Linked DNA regions of Mus musculus: region 2 is linked to region 1. The links are chromatin loops, found by intact Hi-C in ENCODE. Cell type or tissue: left cerebral cortex. All regions are shown on one strand.

Region 1 (8,000 bases):
TGTCACTGACAGTGAGACCTGCCCGCTCCTGGCAGCACCCACACTACATGTCACTGACAGTGAGACCTGCCCGCCCCTGGCAGCACCCACACTCCATGTCACTGACAGTGAGACCTGCCCGCCCCTGGCAGCACCCACACTGCATGTCACTGGCAGTGAGACCTGCCCGCCCCTGGCAGCACCCCACACTCCATGTCACTGGCAGTGAGACCTGCCCGCCCCTGGCAGCACCCCACACTACATGAAAGTGGGTGATAAAGATTGAAGAACCTCCATACAGTTTGCTTCAAACATGCCAAGCTAGCTCTGCCTCCCTTCAGACAGAATGCTGTCCAAGCTGTGGGCAGACAATGCAGGGAAGTCTACTGCCATGCTTTGCTAAGACAGGGCTAGCAGTCCTTCCTGACTCCTGCTTCACAAAAAGTCTGCCATTTATCCTGGGTCTAAAGCCTAGAGACGGTGCCGCAACACTGCAGAAGTGTGGTGGTGACTGTCCAGGGAGCTAACGACTGCTGTCAGTTCTACAGTTTTGTGAGCTGCTTGCTCTGCACTTCCTGTTTATGTGGCTAATATTCACCTGTCACAGGTTTTTGATGGGGTTGAAGACTAGATAGAGTCTCACCATTAACCTTAAGTTGTTTAGGATTTAAGAAAATGTTTAAAGGTCCAAAAAGATATTTATGGGTTGATAAACCCAAGTTATGATAGGAGATGATTTAAGTAGAGAAGTTTGAACTCACCACGGTGGGGTAGAGAGTGGAATACTTTCTCCAAGTTTGCTAAATGCATTTGGACTGGACATTGTGAATGTAATCTTACCTGATAGTTTTCATAATTCGTTTTTTGTTTGTTTGTTTGTTTGAGACAGGGTTTCTCTATGTAGCCCTGGCTGTCCTGGAACTCATTCTGTAGACCAGGGTGGCCTTGAACTCAGAAATCCGCCTGTCTCTGCCTCCCAAGTGCTGGGATTAAAGGCATAATTGTTCTTATTATATGCAGCTTATTGAAGTTAGAGAAAGAGACTTTTATTGTACTAAAAGGGGGAGATGTAGGGCTAATCTCCTGTGTACTGTGTGGAAGCACCACCTGTCTATACAAAGCCGATGGTCAATAAGCTGAGGCAGGATTAGAAGGCGGGACTTCCAGTGGAGAGAGAGCCAGGCAGGTGGCTTTCTCACCACTGGAACACGGAGGACATGGGCACAAGAAGCTGAGGAGAGGAAGCCAGCCACGAGGTGGAACTCAGGTTAGAATAAACGGGATATTAACTTAAGAGTTAGCTGGGGAACGAGCTAGCTTATGGCCTAGGCATTTATTATTAATGTTAAGCCTTTGAGTTATTTGGGAACTGGGGCACAGGTGGAAAAGCTCGCGGTTATAAGCTGATCTCGTCTCCTTGTGGAAGGAGGCTGGGATGACAGATTTTGCAATGCGTGTGGACTTTCCATCCTTTCTGGAGACTGAATTTACATGGAAGGCTTCCCACCACGCCCTTTGTTCACAGGGCCAGTTCCCTAGCCTGTTTTTAAAAATTGTCTTAAAATATTTTTCATTTTTAGTTGTTTATTTAATCTTGAGGAAACACTTTTCCCAAGATGGGCCGGCTCACTTACACTGAAGACAGTACCCTCTATCCACCTCCAGAGTGCTTGGTGCACAACTGTTACTCCTGGCTCTATTTTTTTCTAAATCTGTAAAATACACTCTTTACTTCAAATGCTAGAGACATGGCTCAGTGGTTTAGAGCACCAGCTGCTCTTCCAGAGGACTTGGGTTTAATTCCCAGCACCCACATGGCATCTCGCAACCATCTGTAACTCCAGTGCCAGGGGATCTGATGCCCTCTTCTAGCCTCCCTAAGCACCAGGCACACACTAGGTGCCTTGCATGCAGGCAAAACATCCACACGTATAGAAATGAACTAAAATATTTACGGAGCGGGAGAGATGGACGCGTGTTGCTTTTTTGGAGGACCCAGATTGATCCCCAGCACCACCCGGGGGTTCACAATCACCTAAAATTCCAGTTCCAGGGCATTCAATGTCACGTTCAGACCTCTGAGGGCACCAGGCTGGCACATATACACTTACATATAAGCAGGTAAAACACTCAGCCCATACAATTAAATGATTTAAACTTTCACTTCTGCGTGGCACGGTGTGTGCATGCCTTTGATCCAGCCCTGAGGGGGCAGGGGCAGGGAGATCTCTTGTGAGTTTGAGACTGGCTAGGACTACATAGTAAGATAATTTTTATTTATTTATTTACTTCAGAGAGTTTGCTTGACATGAAGCCAGGCACCAGTCAGCACCGAGAAGGCTTATTGTTTGAATTATTTAGTGTTAAGGGACTTGGAGAGTACAGAAAGACATGGAGTGGAAGGAAAGGCACCGAGACTGCTTTGGGGGCTTTCTGCAGTTAGACTACCAGGCACCAGCCTGGCATGGACTAGCAGGACTCAGAGCTTCAGTGGCCCTGCCCAGGCCTGGGATTGCAGCTGTCCATGGGTGGGACAGCAAGCTCTCCCTTCTGTCTCTGCACAAATGAACTGTCAAAGCCAAATGGTATGAAGCTCGGGATGACGGGTGCTCCTCAGGGGCAGTGAGTATAATTAAGGGGGCTCTTAATTTGGTCATAAACACAGTCCACAGGAACAAAGAATGCTAGTGGTTGCCTGATGCTAAGGGAGTTGGAGAAATGGGTAGTAGACCACTAATGGCTATAAGGGGGGGAGGGGTCTGGAAAGATGGCTCAGTGGTTAAGAGCACTGTCTGCTCTTCCAGAGGACACGGGTCCAATCACCACTTTAAATGTTTTATTTAATGTGCACTGGTGTTTTGCTTGCATGTATGTCTGTGGGAGGTTGTCGAATCCCCTGGAACTGGAGTTACAGATGGTCATGAGCTGCCATGTGGGTGCTGGGAATTGAACCTGGATCCTCTGGAAGAGCAGCCAGTGCTCTTAACAGCTGAGCCATCTCTCCAGCCCCTCCAGTTCCGACTTTAGGAGCCCCCCTCCCTCCCTCTCTAAGATTGAGGGCACCGTTTTCCTACTCTGTATGTAGCTGCTGCCCTGTGGTCTCACACACCACTGGCTCTAAGTTGATTCTGTAGCCAGCCAGGGGCATCCCCCGGATCTCTGATGTTCAGAAAAACTGGTTCATTCTTGTCAGGCCGGCACACAGGAGACGGAGCTTGAGTTTGAAGCCAGACTGTTGCACAGCGATACTGTATTTAAAAAAACAAATAACCAAAACCAAGAGGCAGGTGGATCTCCGAGTTCGAGGTCAGTCTGGTCTACAGCGAGAGGACAGCTAGCACCACACAGAGAAACAACAAAATAAATACGTACAGGAAGGACGGAAGTGGCCAACAGGAACCACCAAATCGCACCCCAAAGAAAGAGATAACGTGAAAAGCGAATCGTGTATCCACTTGCCAAGTACTGGAAACCGCAACTTGGACTGTTAATAAAACACAAGAGAGAAAAATACCGGGTAACCGTAGCCTGTCTCTACGTGAACCCGCAGGCTGCGGGCTGCTAGCTTTCGCGCTGCGCACCCTGCTGACTCTCGAGGTTTCGCAGCTAACCTTGCGGATACCAGACGGTTCGGACCGCGCAGGCGTCGCCAGGAGCGCGCGACCTTCAACCCCGCGCAAGCGCAAAGGGAGGCCGCCCTCAAAAACCTGACCGTTAGGGCGGCCGGAGCCGCACTGCGCAGGCGCCGCTTTCGGCACCATGGCGGCCGCCTTGCTGCTGCTTCGCGGGCTCCGCCCCGGCCCGGAGCCCCGGCCCCGACGGCTGTGGGGCCTGCTCTCAGGCAGGGGCCCAGGCCTCTCGTCCGGGGCTGGGGCCAGGCGGCCGTACGCGGCCCGCGGGACTCCGGTTGGCCCGGCTGCGGCTGGAGGCCACGCGCCTCAGGTAACCCGCTCGGAGCCCGGCGGCGGCGGGTGTGGCGGGTCGGTCCGCGCCGACCGGAAGTGCGCCTGCACCTCGCTCTTCCGCAGGAGGATGGCTGCTGTGGGCTCCCCGGGACGGGAGGCAGCATCTGCCTCGGGTGGTTCGTCTCTCCCTGGCGTGTGTGAGAGAGACGCCCTGTATCACTGTCCCTGGCGGCTTCAAACTGAGTCCTGGTCACCCGTGCCTTTCCGTCCTCTTCTTTCTGGTCTGGAGGCAGGCGTTCATGTGTACTCGGAGCAGCCCTTGGACTCCCGATCCTTTTGCCCACATAGGTGGTGCACACTTGCAATTTCAGTATTTGCTGGTAGGACGAGGCCAGGAAGATTGTGAATTGGAGACTCAAACTGGGCTGTGGGTGAAAGTTAATTGACTTTTGTTTCTTCGGTTTTTTTGTTTTGTTTTGTGGCTGAGTCCAGTGAAATTCATTGATGGAGTTGATTGACACTTTCCCTTGGCCCCTCCCCTTCTTGGGAGGCAGTTCTAGGATGGAAACCGAGGAGGGAGAGATTCTCAATACACAGTTGAAGATGACTTTGAACTTTTGATGCTCCTGCATCCCCTCCCAAGTGCTGGGATTACATGCATGCGCCACTGTACCCAGTTTTAAGGAGGTACTGGGGATCAAATCCATAGCTTTCTGCATGCTAGGCAAGGACTTTGATTAGGCCTGTGTTGTTGTGGTATATGGTCTTAGTGTTACCTCGGTCTTTTTCTCTTTTTACAGAGTTTGCTATTGCGAATACTGACCCCTAGCTTTGAAGGTATTAGCGGATTGTTACTGAAACAGCATATAGTTCCAAATGCAGTCAGACTGTGGCCGCTTTCAGGTGTGTATGCATTGCATGGTCCATTACTGAGGGACACAGGTTTTACTGTAGTCCTATAAGAGCATAGTGGAAGAGGACAAAACCAAACAAACCAGGTCTTACATGCCTGTAATCTCAGCACTAAAACAGGGGCTGCCAGTTGGAGGTCAGGCAGAACTAGCTAGTGAAACCCTGCTGGCCCCCTGCTCACCCCCACCCCCCACCCAAAAAAACAAAAGGTTTTATGTTGTCTGAGAGCACAGCACTTGCTGCAGTGAGCAGGGCTCGCTGTGATGTTCAGTAGAGTAGCCTAGGAGCAGAAGGCCATGCTGTGTGTGCAGCAGCATCCACCATCTCAGGCTGTGTGCATGCACTCTAGTCTAAGAGTGGAGGCTCCTTGGCAGGTGACAAGTGACATAGGAGAACGTCACTAGTTAGACACTGACCAGAAGACTAGGAACACCCAGCCACTAAGAGTACCTTTGATTCTTTTAAAAAACAAAACACCTGAACTTGTGACCCTCTTCAGTCCTGAGGTTACAGGTATGTACCACTCTGTCCAGTGTTATGTGAAGCTAGGGATTGAACTCAGGACTTTGGGCATGGTAAGCAAGTACTCTAACAACTAAGCTATATTTTCATTGTAACCTTTGGTTCTTTGTGCTGTGAGCTATGTTAGCCCTGTTATGGATAATCTGAAGTGAAATGTATAGCTAGGGGCTGTGAGCACTCCTTGATCATCCTGCCTGTCCCTTCCCAATGGGAGCACGTGAGACCCCACTCCTCACCTGGGGGTTGCAGACTGGTTTGTTTGGTTTTGTTTTCTTGAAACAAGGCATTAATTTGCAGTCCAGCCTGGCCTTGAACTTAGAATCCTCCTGTTCTCACCCTCCAGGTGCTGGGATTACAGGTATGTGCTACCAGGCCTAGACTTCTCTTTGCTCACTTTAAGTGTTTTATTTTGTTTCCCCGCCCCCCACCCCGTGTGTGTGTGTGTGTGTGTGTGTGTGTGTGTGTGTGTGTCAGAGAGAGACACAGAGACAGAGACAGACAGAGACACAGAGAGAGAGACAGAGAGAGAGAGAGACAGACAGACAGAAAGAGAGAGAGAGCGTGAGCACACAGAGTGCAGGGATACTCCCTGTGGGTTCTAGGAATTAAATTGAGGTCATGAAGCTTGGCAGAAAGTCCCTCTGCATCTTGAACCATGTTATTAGCCCTCATTTACAAAATCTAAGTGGTGTGGCCTAGTGAGATGGCTCAGCAGTTAAGAGCTACTTTTCCAGAGGAACCAGGTTTGGTTCCCAGAACCCATATGGCAGCTCACAACCATCTGTAATGCCTACTCCAGAGGATCCAACCCCTTTTTCTGGCCTTCACGAGTGCTGCACACACAGTATACAGCCGTACGTGCAAAACACCCACATATGAAAATCACTTTATCTTAAAAAATAAATAAAACATTAAGTTCCATTGTTGTTGCTGTTGTTCTTTCTGGATTGCTTTTTAAAACAAACAAGTTATTTAATTATTAGGAGACAGGGTTTCTCTGTGTAGCCCTGGCTGTTCTGGAACTCTGTAGACCAGGCTGTCCTCAAACTCAGGTCTTGCCTCTGCCCCCCAATGCTGGGATTAAAATTCTACAGACCCTCTGCTTTAGCTCAAAGGACATTCGGGTTTGTTGCCCAGTTGGAATGAGGAACAGTGGAATGCCTCGACCCTAACTTGAAGGGAACAGCCTGTGTTGGCAGTGGGCTCACCTGCTGAGTTTCATTTGAATTTCTTCCCCTGCTCTGTGACTGATGTAAATCGGACACATAATACACCTCTCCTGCCAGAACTTCAGTGTTGACTTCTAGCGGGAGGAAGGCAGTTTTGCTTCTGATTGTTTGTTTTTGAGTCAGGGTTTCTTATGTAGCCCTGGCTGCCCTAGAACTCACTCTGTAGACCAGGCTGGCCTTGAACTCACAGAGATCTGCCTGCCTCTGCCTTCCAAGTGCTGGGATTGAAGGCGTGTGATACCACACCTGACAAGCTGCTAAAGTCTTTATGAAGAAAACTAGACTTGGGGCTGGAACTGTGGCTCATAGGTTAAGAACATCTACTCCTCTCCAGAAGAGCTGAGTTTAGTTCCCAGCACCCACTTGGGGCAGCTCACAACAGTCTGGGACTCTGGATTCTGACTTCCATAGGAATAGGCGTGTATGATACACATACAAGCAGGCAGGCGAAACACTCAGAAAAAAAATTGGTTTTAGTTTTTTTAATCAATTTTTAATTTTTTGTTCATTTGGGTTGTTTTTTTTTTTTTTTTATCTGGAATGGGGTTTCTCTATCTCCTTGGCTGTCCTGGGACTTGCTTTGTAGACCAGGCTGGCCTCAAACTCAAGAGATCTGCCTGCCTCTGAGTCCCAAGTGCTAAAAGCATATGCTACCACACCTGGCTAAAACTATTTATTTATTTTAAGAAGAAACAGACTTGATGCCGTGGTGACTTTTCTCTCTGATCTGTTGAGACTTTGGACAAACCCAGGCCTTTCCTGGTGTGCGTGCCACCTTCTGCCAGCCTGTCCTTGGCAATGGCAAGGGGGCTGCTGCTGTTACCACAGATGCCAACACCATTGTGTCATGTATCTGTATAAACTCAAAGCAGATTTACATCATTCTCTGTTCACGCATGATATTTTCAAACTTATGTCTGTAACTTGTGTGTGTGTGTGTTTAGGGATTAAACCCAGCACGTATTCTACCACTGACCTACATCCTGTAATTTTTTTTTCTCTCAGAGAAGACAATTTTAAAAAAATATTTTTTGTTTTTGTTTCCTTTTTGGAGACAGTCTCTTTTTTTTTGTTTGTTTGTTTTTTGTTTTGTTTTTTTTTTTTTTTTGAGACAGGGTTTCTCTGTGTAGCCCTGGCTGTCCTGGAAGTCACTCTGTAGGCCAGGCTGGCCTCGAACTCAGAAATTTGCCTGTCTCTGCCTCCCAAGTGCTGGGATTAAAGGCATGCACCACCACTGCCCGGCTGGAGACAGTCTCATGTAGCTCAGTACAACTTATTTTGTAGCCCACATGGCCTTGAATTTAAGCCTCAGTCTCTGCCTCAGCCCTCAGAGTGCTATGTTACAGGCATGGGTTACTGTACCTGGCTAGCCAGCTTGTTGTTTTATCGTAAAACATTTTCTAGGCTTACTTATTTTACGTATGTAAGTGTTTTTGCCTCTATGTTTGTGTGT
Region 2 (8,000 bases), 460 kb before region 1:
ATGTGGTTGCTGGGATTTGAACTCAGGACCTTCGGAAGAACGGTCAGTGCTCTTAACCACTGAGCCATCTCTCCAGCCCCCATGAATCAAGGTTTCTTTCTTTCTTTTTTTTTTTTTTAAAGATTTATTTATTATTATTATATCTAAGTACACTGTAGCTGTCTTCAGATGTACCAGAAGAGGGCATCAGATCTCATTACAGATGGTTGTAAGCCACCATGTGGTTGCTGGGATTTGAACTCAGGACCTTCGGAAGAGCAGTTGGTGCTCTTAACCACTGAGCCGTCTCTCCAGCCCGAATCAAGGTTTCTATACACAGCTTTGGTGCAGGAAACCACTTTTTCCAGGGTGGGGATGCCCAGTGTCCACTGGAAGCAACATCCCATGATAGGCTTCCTGAGGATGGCTGTCCAGAGGCATGCTTCTACTTCGTGTTTAACCCATTCCTTACCACAGGCATGCTACCTTCCACCCTTCCGTTATCCAGAGTTAGAGAAGCAACCTACACAACCCACAGTGCAAGAGACGTATTCTGTGAATTTTATCTCAATTAAGAACAAGGGGCAGGGGCTGGAGAGTTGGCTCAGAGGTTAATAGGGCTGACTGCTCTTCCAGAGGTCCTGAGTTCAATTCCCAGCAACCACAACCATCTGTAATGAGATCTGACACCCTCTTCTGGTGCATCTAAAGACAGCTATAATTACTCATATATATAAAATAAACAAATAAATCTTAAAAAAAAAAACAAAGAGTGGGGTGGCACACGCCTTTAATCTCAGCACTTCTGAGGCAGAGGCAGTGGTGGGCATATCTGAGTATGTCTTGAGAAATAACCAGTCACGTTCCATGCTGCGAGGTGGGGCTTGCAGTGTGAGTCGGGAGGGGGTAAGGGATTGCACATACACTCTAATTATGCTGTACTTTTGCAGGAACCGGCCGTAGAAGCTTTTGCAAGTCCATGTGACTGGCAGGTGAATAGGTCTCGTACGGTTCAGCGTACTAGTTTCGGGAACCCACCCCCTATTCTCTAATGGGAGCTTCTCAGGTGGCACAGCCATAGCCACTGGAAACTGTGAGAGTCACGCAGCCAGCACAGCTGTTGGACACTGGACACATTTCCAGCAAAGCTGCGACTGTTGTCTTTCGGCCTCTCACTTTTTTTTTTTTTTTTTTTTTTTTTTTTTTTTTTTTTTTTTTTTGGTTTTTCGAGACAGGGTTTCTCTGTATAGCCCTAGCTGTCCTGGAACTCACTTTGTAGACCAGGCTGGCCTCGAACTCAGAAATCCACCTGCCTCTGCCTCCCAAGTGCTGGGATTAAAGGCGTGCGCCACCACGCCCGGCTCGGCCTCTCACTTTTAAACTGTGGTCTCTGCGTGTTGCATTCTTGAGAACTTCCCGCATTATGATTCACTTTATGTCTTTTTTTTTTTTTTGGTTTTTCGAGACAGGGTTTCTCTGTGTAGCCCTGGCTGTCCTGGCACTCGTTCTGTAGACCAGGCTGGCCTCGAACTCAGAAATCCGACTGCCTCTGCCTCCCGAGTGCTGGGATTAAAGGCGTGCGCCACCACACCCGGCTTCACTTTATGTCTTTTTGGCCACTATTTGGAAGGCTTCCTTACGCCCTGGAGATCATTAAGCACATATAAGAACATATGAGGTCATTACTCCAGGATTTTTTGGGGTTTGGGTGTGTGGGGTATCTGCCCCTGAGCAAACTCAAACTACAACTGGTACAGGGTAAACAGACAAATGGCAAACTCTGGATCTGACAAACGGCCTCAAGGTCTGTGTTTATTACAGGCTTAGAGCTCTCAGAATATATGGTTTAAAGATAGGGGGTGATGCAGGGCACGCCCTGGAGGAATAAAACTCAGTTAAATAAGATAGAGTGATTAAGATAAGCCTTCCCTACTTTTAGTGCAGCCTGCGAGACATATTGTAAAAGAAGTCAGGAAGTAGTGTTTGCTATTCAGAAAAAGATGGGCTCAGATATTTTCTGTTTGTATGGAGTGCTTTAAAACTACAAAGACTAGGAAGCTGGAGAGATGGTTCAGTGGTTAGAGCACTGGCTGCTCTTCCAGAGGATCCAGGTTCAATTCCCAGCACTCACATGGCAGCTTGCAACTGTCTGTGACTACACTTCCAGGGGATCTGACATCCTCTCACCTATGCACATAAAAATAAAATAAAATAATAACTTTTAAAAAGCCTACAAGCACAGCCAGCCTATAAAGCAAGCTGTCATATAATAACAAACATGTCCACCTTGGAGGAGACATTCTTTAGTTCTTTAAATTGGAGCTATAGGGTTGACAATAAGAATAAAATCTGTTCTGTTTGTATTTTCTAATTGTAACTGAACTTGTAACCCTGGACGTGTTATAAATAATCAAACACATGATCTATGATCTGTACTTTTTGGTTAATCATTGGTTTGCTTTTGTTCTGTGAAACTTGTATAAATAAAAAAGCCCCTGATTGCTAGTCAGTCAGAGCAGCTAAACTTCCCTGACCATGGCCTGACTCTCTCCCTCTTATGGTCCCCTCTGACTCTTTCTCTCCTCTGCAGGCAGCCTGGGAAGCATGCCCACCCCTGACCCCCACGGCACTCAGGAAACAAACTGGGTTTACCCAGACCATGCCCGCTGGCACTCATGACCAGAGTAGGACAGGACTATAGCCAACCAGTCTAGAGTCAGTGGCCATCCTTGAAGAATTTAAGTTTGAGACAGTCAGACAGTGCCAAGATGGGAGCCGTGGCATATTCGGGAAGCCAGACACACATAAGCACCCGTTGCAGATTCAGACATGATTAGCCTGGCAAAGGCAGCTACAGAGGGCCGAAGGGAGGGGTATGGAGAGAAGGCACTAGTCTGGAGGCTCCTGGACTGTTGAGGCTGTACCTTCTTATCTGTGCCTAGTGAGCACCTCGGGACTTTTCTCACCTTCTGGTATCCCTGCCTCTTCTGGCACAGGCAACCTGGAGTAGGTCAAGTAGAAACCCAGGAGGCCTCCCTACCTAGGTGTCCTTTCAAGAGATGGACTTAGCTTCCCTGTTGGACAGTCCGGAAGATTCTCTACCCCTTCCCCATGCTTGGCCTAGAAGTAGGCCCAAGTCAGCAAAAGCCATTGTCCCACTAAGGTTGCTGACAGTAGGTGAGCTGGGAGTTGCCTGCGGCTGGCATGAGGCTGACACAGGGCTCCCAGGGGCCAGCTTACAGACAGCAGCAGCTTTATGAAAGGGGAAGCCTGAAGCTACCTGCTTTAAGCCAGAGTGCCCTGTTGTCTACTTGGTCAAGCCAGGGATTCCCAGTGCTGCTGAAGTTAATTGAGTTCCTTTCCCGTTATTTGTATCAAAAGTCTCTACGTGACAAGACCCGGGTTTTGTACAATGTTCTGGGATTCAACTCCAAAGAACCCTCCTGTCACAGCCCCCGGGTATCCAGAAGGTAGGTGGTGGTGGTTCCTAGTCAACCACCTTCAGGTAAACCGTTGGTCATTGCTTGTCACATTCCATTACCTAAAAACCTCTCTACTCAGCTGGAGCTGCCCAACGGAAATGCACTGTGACCTTCCATGTGACTTTATTTCCTAGTCACCACATCAGAAAAGCAGTTAGGTAAGTCTTTAGGTTTGGTGGCTCATGCTTGCAATCCCAGCACTGGGGAGGTGGAGGCAGGAGGATTGCATTGAGTTTGAGGCCAGCCAGGGCTACAGAGTGAGTTTCAGGCCAGCCAACACTACTTAGCAAGACCCTATTTCAAAAAAGCAAGCAAGAGAGCAAGCAAACAAAACACAAAAAGTAAGGACGCCAAAATGAAAGCTAAGAGCACATTTACTTAACTCAGTTACCCAAAGTCTATCAGTTCAACGTTCTTCAGGAGTCTCAAGGGAGTGTCAGAGAAGACCTCTCCTCACAGGCTGTCATTTGGAAAAGAGCAGAAAACTGACAGACGAGCCTGTAGTCAGTACTTCTGGATCAAACCAGTGGAAACAAACAAACCGAGCCAGTGCGATTTGGCCCTAAAACGACTTAATACTGAAAGGCACTATATATGTATGAAATCTCTCTCTATATATAGATCTTCAGTACTGCTCATTACTGTGCAAAGTCTGCTATTAGTGACCAGGACAGGAGCCAGAGAAGCCAGACATCCATTGTGTGAACAGTCAGCATCCACAAAGAACGGGAAGCTGGAAGGGGTTTCCTGCAGTGGCTTCTGGGTGGTGGGACTTATGTACAGGACTTTTTAGATCTGTATTTTTCTTAGTAATAAAAAACTACTAAGCTAATGTTTATCAAGTGGGATGTTTACTTTCTTTTTCTCCTATTAAGTCTCTAAAATTGGAATGGCGAGATGGCTCAGAAGGTAAGAGCACTGACGAGTTCAAATCCCAACAACCACATGGTGGCTCACATCCACTCATAATGAGATCTGACACCCTCTTCTGGTGTGTCTGAAGACAGCGACAGTGTACTTATCTATAATAATAAATAAATCTTTTTTTAAAAGTCTCTAAAATTCAACTTATTTTACATATATAGCACCTCTCCATTCTGATGGGCCCACAGATCGCTAGACAGCATCCCTCTCCCCTTTTTGAGGAGGTAAGTGTGGATCAGCACAGGTCTGAAGGCCCTGCAGAGGGCTGGTTTGGCTATTAATTAGCCTCGGCCGGTATTAGCCTCTGATTTGTTTCAAATCATCCTGAACTGGATGTGACTCTGATTCTAACAATAGCCAACAGATGTCACTCCACAGTGTGTGTCTGGGGGTGGGGGGGTGGGGGTGGAGGTGGGGCTGGCAGGCTGAGACTGCGAGGAAGGCACAGTCCATCTAGTTCTGTTTGGATAGTTCCATCTGACTTAGTGTTCTACATGACTGATTTCTAAGCTTTCATGTCACTTCAGGGCGACAGATTTCTCAGACAGGGACACTGAGGGAGATATGCCCCAGGGCAGAATTCATAAATGACCACAGGCTGCACTCGCAGGTGACATTCTATGCCTGACTTTGTGGTCAGAGTTCCCCCAGAGGTCAGGCTGGAGGTGGGCACCAAGGCAGGGCCACCTGTTGAGGGGAGGAGAATGTCAGCCCGCTCTCGGGAGGGGAAGTAGGAAGAAAAGGGCCTCCCTGAACACCTACCCCCACTGCGGAAACAGTGAAAGATGTGACACCGGGCTCTGGGCCTCCCTCGGGTCACTGCTCATCCGCCGTGTGGCTGCCCTGTGTCTTCCGTGTCCCCCCGCCGCGTGGCCCCACTTACATCGTCCATGAGCAGTAGCACGATGTTGGGGGGCTGCGGAGCACCTGCGGCCAAGAGTCCTAGGGCACTCAGTACCAGCAGCAGCTGCTGGGCTGCGGTACAGGCCGCCATAGCAAACCAAGCTCCCGCTGAGGAGTCAAGACCCAGTCCCAAGCCTGCCGCGGTTCCTTTTGGACTGTAGGGCGGGCCCTGGCGGCAGAATGAGAGGAGGGGCAGGGCCACGGAGAAAAGAAGAGGGAGAGGTGGGGCCTAGGCTGTCTGAGTGACAAGGGAGTGGGCTGGGCCTTACGGGAAAGGGGCGGGACCAAGGCCGGACCTGAGAGTCTGGGCGGAGCCATGGTAGAGAGAGGCGGGCTCTGAGCCTCGGTGGGAGGAGAATGGGCGGGGCCTGCCTCCACATCGGGTCACATGATGTGGCGCACAGCCTGCCAATATGGCGGTGTGCATCGCGGTGATCGCCAAGGAGGTGCGTGAGAGGCTGCGGGCGGCGGGCGGCGGGCGGCGGGCGGCGGGCCTCCTTCCAGCCATGGTCTTGATCTTTTCAACTCTGAGCTCCAAGCCTCAGCCAAGCCCTATGATCAGGATCCTTCCGGCTCGCTTTCGCTGACAGCTGACAGCCGTCCGCCGCCAGTTTGCAGGCCTCCGCCTCCGGGTTTTGAGATCCCCCGGGAAGCTTAGCTGGTCGCTGCAGCCTGCCACCCGTCGCTCTACGCGTTCTTTTCACGGCCTCAGCTGCCTTCCGCGTCCGGTCTTTCTGCCCCGCCTTCCGGACCGTCCCCTGGCTGCCCAGCCGGCGCTATTTAAATATAAGCCTGGCGCGGCTCAAGTCAGCCTAGAATCCAAGTGCTTTTCTTTGCCTTAGGATAGTCCCCTTCATGTCTTTTGCACCCTTCTACTCCACCGTGAAGGCCTGCAAACCTCTAGACAGCATCCCTCTCCCCTTTGTACCCTCTATTCCCAACTGTCATCTTGCTGGCCAACATATATATTCATTTCTTTCCGGAAAGCTGTTTATGGATGCTAAGACAGCTCCAGAGGGCCACAATATCCTGTTGCATGAAGCCTGTATCCCTATTAGGCTTTTTCTGAGATCTGCCATTAGGGATTAGACTGCTGTGAAGCTGTCAGTATGAAAGAGGGAGTTATACCCCCAGGAGGCCACCAAAACCAAAACTCATGTCATAGGCAGCTGCTGCTTTGATAAACTCAGGAGGAGGAAGTCCAGTATCTATGCTGAAGGGTCCTGATTTGGAGACTCATTCAATGTCTCGAAGCACTGAGAACAGACCACTACCCTAGTGTGGCACGTTAAGAAATAGCTAGTGCCCCTGCTGTTAGGATGACACTACAGAGTGTGCTGGTGGTTGAGGCAGAGGTGATCCTAGGAAGAGAAGTGTCAGGGTATGTTGTTAGGCTGTGCTCAGGTTGGCATTCCGGAGTCATTTCTGCTCACTTCCTGCCCCTGTGCATTTGTCTCTACTGCTTCCACCCTCCCTTCCTCCTCCTTTCTGGTACAGGTGAGAGAACTAGGGCTTAATGCTGCGACTCAAGCACTCCACTACGGAGTTACATCTCTGGTCCCATATTGCTTTTCTTTTTGGCACTGGGAATTGGACTTAGTGCCCTGTGCATGTCAGGCAAGTGCCACACCACCCAGTTTTATCTTTATAGTCCACTCTCTGCAGACAGTCTTCCTTAGGTTCAGTTATGTCGCTGAAGGCAGCATGCCACAGTGCATTAAGCAGTAGAGAGTCATTGTCAGGCTGAGAGCACACGAGTGCTTTGACTTTGCCCTTAGAGCCCGAACTCACTGGGTGGGCTGCCATCTCTTCCTGCAGAATTACCCTCTGTACATCCGAAGCACTCCGACAGAGAGTGAGCTCAAGTTCCACTACATGGTGCACACGTCTCTGGATGTGGTAGACGAGAAGATCTCTGCCATGGGGAAAGCACTGGTGGACCAGAGGGAGCTGTACCTGGGCCTGCTCTACCCCACCGAGGACTACAAGGTGTATCCACCACTGCTCAGCACCCATCCTGCACTCACGGAGCAGGATCTGGGAGGAAACGCTGGCAAAGAAAACGTGTCAGGGGTTTCAGCTGGTCAGGCAGGCAGGTGGCCCGAAGCTAATGGAAGCCTCTGGACATTGTCTCCCTTTAATTGGAAGAGTCCCTGGAAAAGCAAGTCTGAGCATCCAGGAGGATGCAAGTTGACATAGTGGGAATCTGGGCTTCTCTGGGCTCACTAGAGGCCACCAACTTTGAATCAAGGGCGATTGTTTCATGATACTGTTGTTAGGCTCAGTCTCGTGTGACGCTGTAAATTCTTGGCCATTCCTTTTGGACAAATGATTAAGACCATAGAATCCAAGGACATTCACATGGGGATTAATTGTAGCCTATCCACAGTGACACTGGTGTTGCAGTCACTGTGTTAACACTGATGGCAAAAGTTAACATCCCAAGCCCAGGATCAGTTCAAAAGGAGGCTGGGCTGTTCCCCAGTTCAGGTGCACACCTGCATGGTTCCTGCCAAGCCACCCAAGCCTGGCACTTCCTCTGACTCCAGGTATTAGGCTTCTCTGAAATGAGTGTTCACAAAGGTCTTGCAGGCTCTTGATTGTGATGCGGTGTGTGTCGTATGCAGTCACACAGCCTCTGTGCCAAGGCTTGTTCCTTAACCAGCCGTGCAGATATGGGTATGTGACCAATTCCAAGGTGAAATTTGTCAT

Evidence for each region. A loop is a pair of places that touch in the nucleus more often than their neighbours do. Peaks named below come from ENCODE experiments on the same cell type or tissue, not always from the same donor. Only the 100,000 strongest peaks of a DNase experiment are listed, where the experiment ranks them.
Region 2: it touches region 1 in a loop (3-fold over the local background); 4 of 42 quality-filtered maps call a loop at or near these places.

Annotation. Positions count from the first base shown.
Region 1 is chr8:123,061,789-123,069,788 of GRCm38, forward strand. It overlaps Spg7 (SPG7, paraplegin matrix AAA peptidase subunit), which reads left to right and starts at 3,720. Exons shown (of 17, transcript NM_153176.5): 1 at 3,720-3,921; 2 at 4,685-4,787. The coding sequence starts at 3,739. In left cerebral cortex, CTCF peaks have their summits at 3,571 and 4,712; DNase peaks (open chromatin) are centred at 2,917, 3,651 and 3,956; H3K4me3 peaks cover 2,465 bases; H3K27ac peaks cover 1,878 bases.
Region 2 is chr8:122,605,960-122,613,959 of GRCm38, forward strand. It overlaps Galns (galactosamine (N-acetyl)-6-sulfate sulfatase), which reads right to left and starts at 5,528. Exons shown (of 14, transcript NM_016722.4): 1 at 5,269-5,528. The coding sequence starts at 5,379. It overlaps Trappc2l (trafficking protein particle complex 2-like), which reads left to right and starts at 5,667. Exons shown (of 5, transcript NM_021502.2): 1 at 5,667-5,734; 2 at 7,107-7,279; 3 at 7,962-8,000. The coding sequence starts at 5,702. In left cerebral cortex, CTCF peaks have their summits at 164 (motif pointing right), 4,438 (motif pointing left) and 5,445; DNase peaks (open chromatin) are centred at 5,578 and 5,943; H3K4me3 peaks cover 1,849 bases; H3K27ac peaks cover 1,531 bases.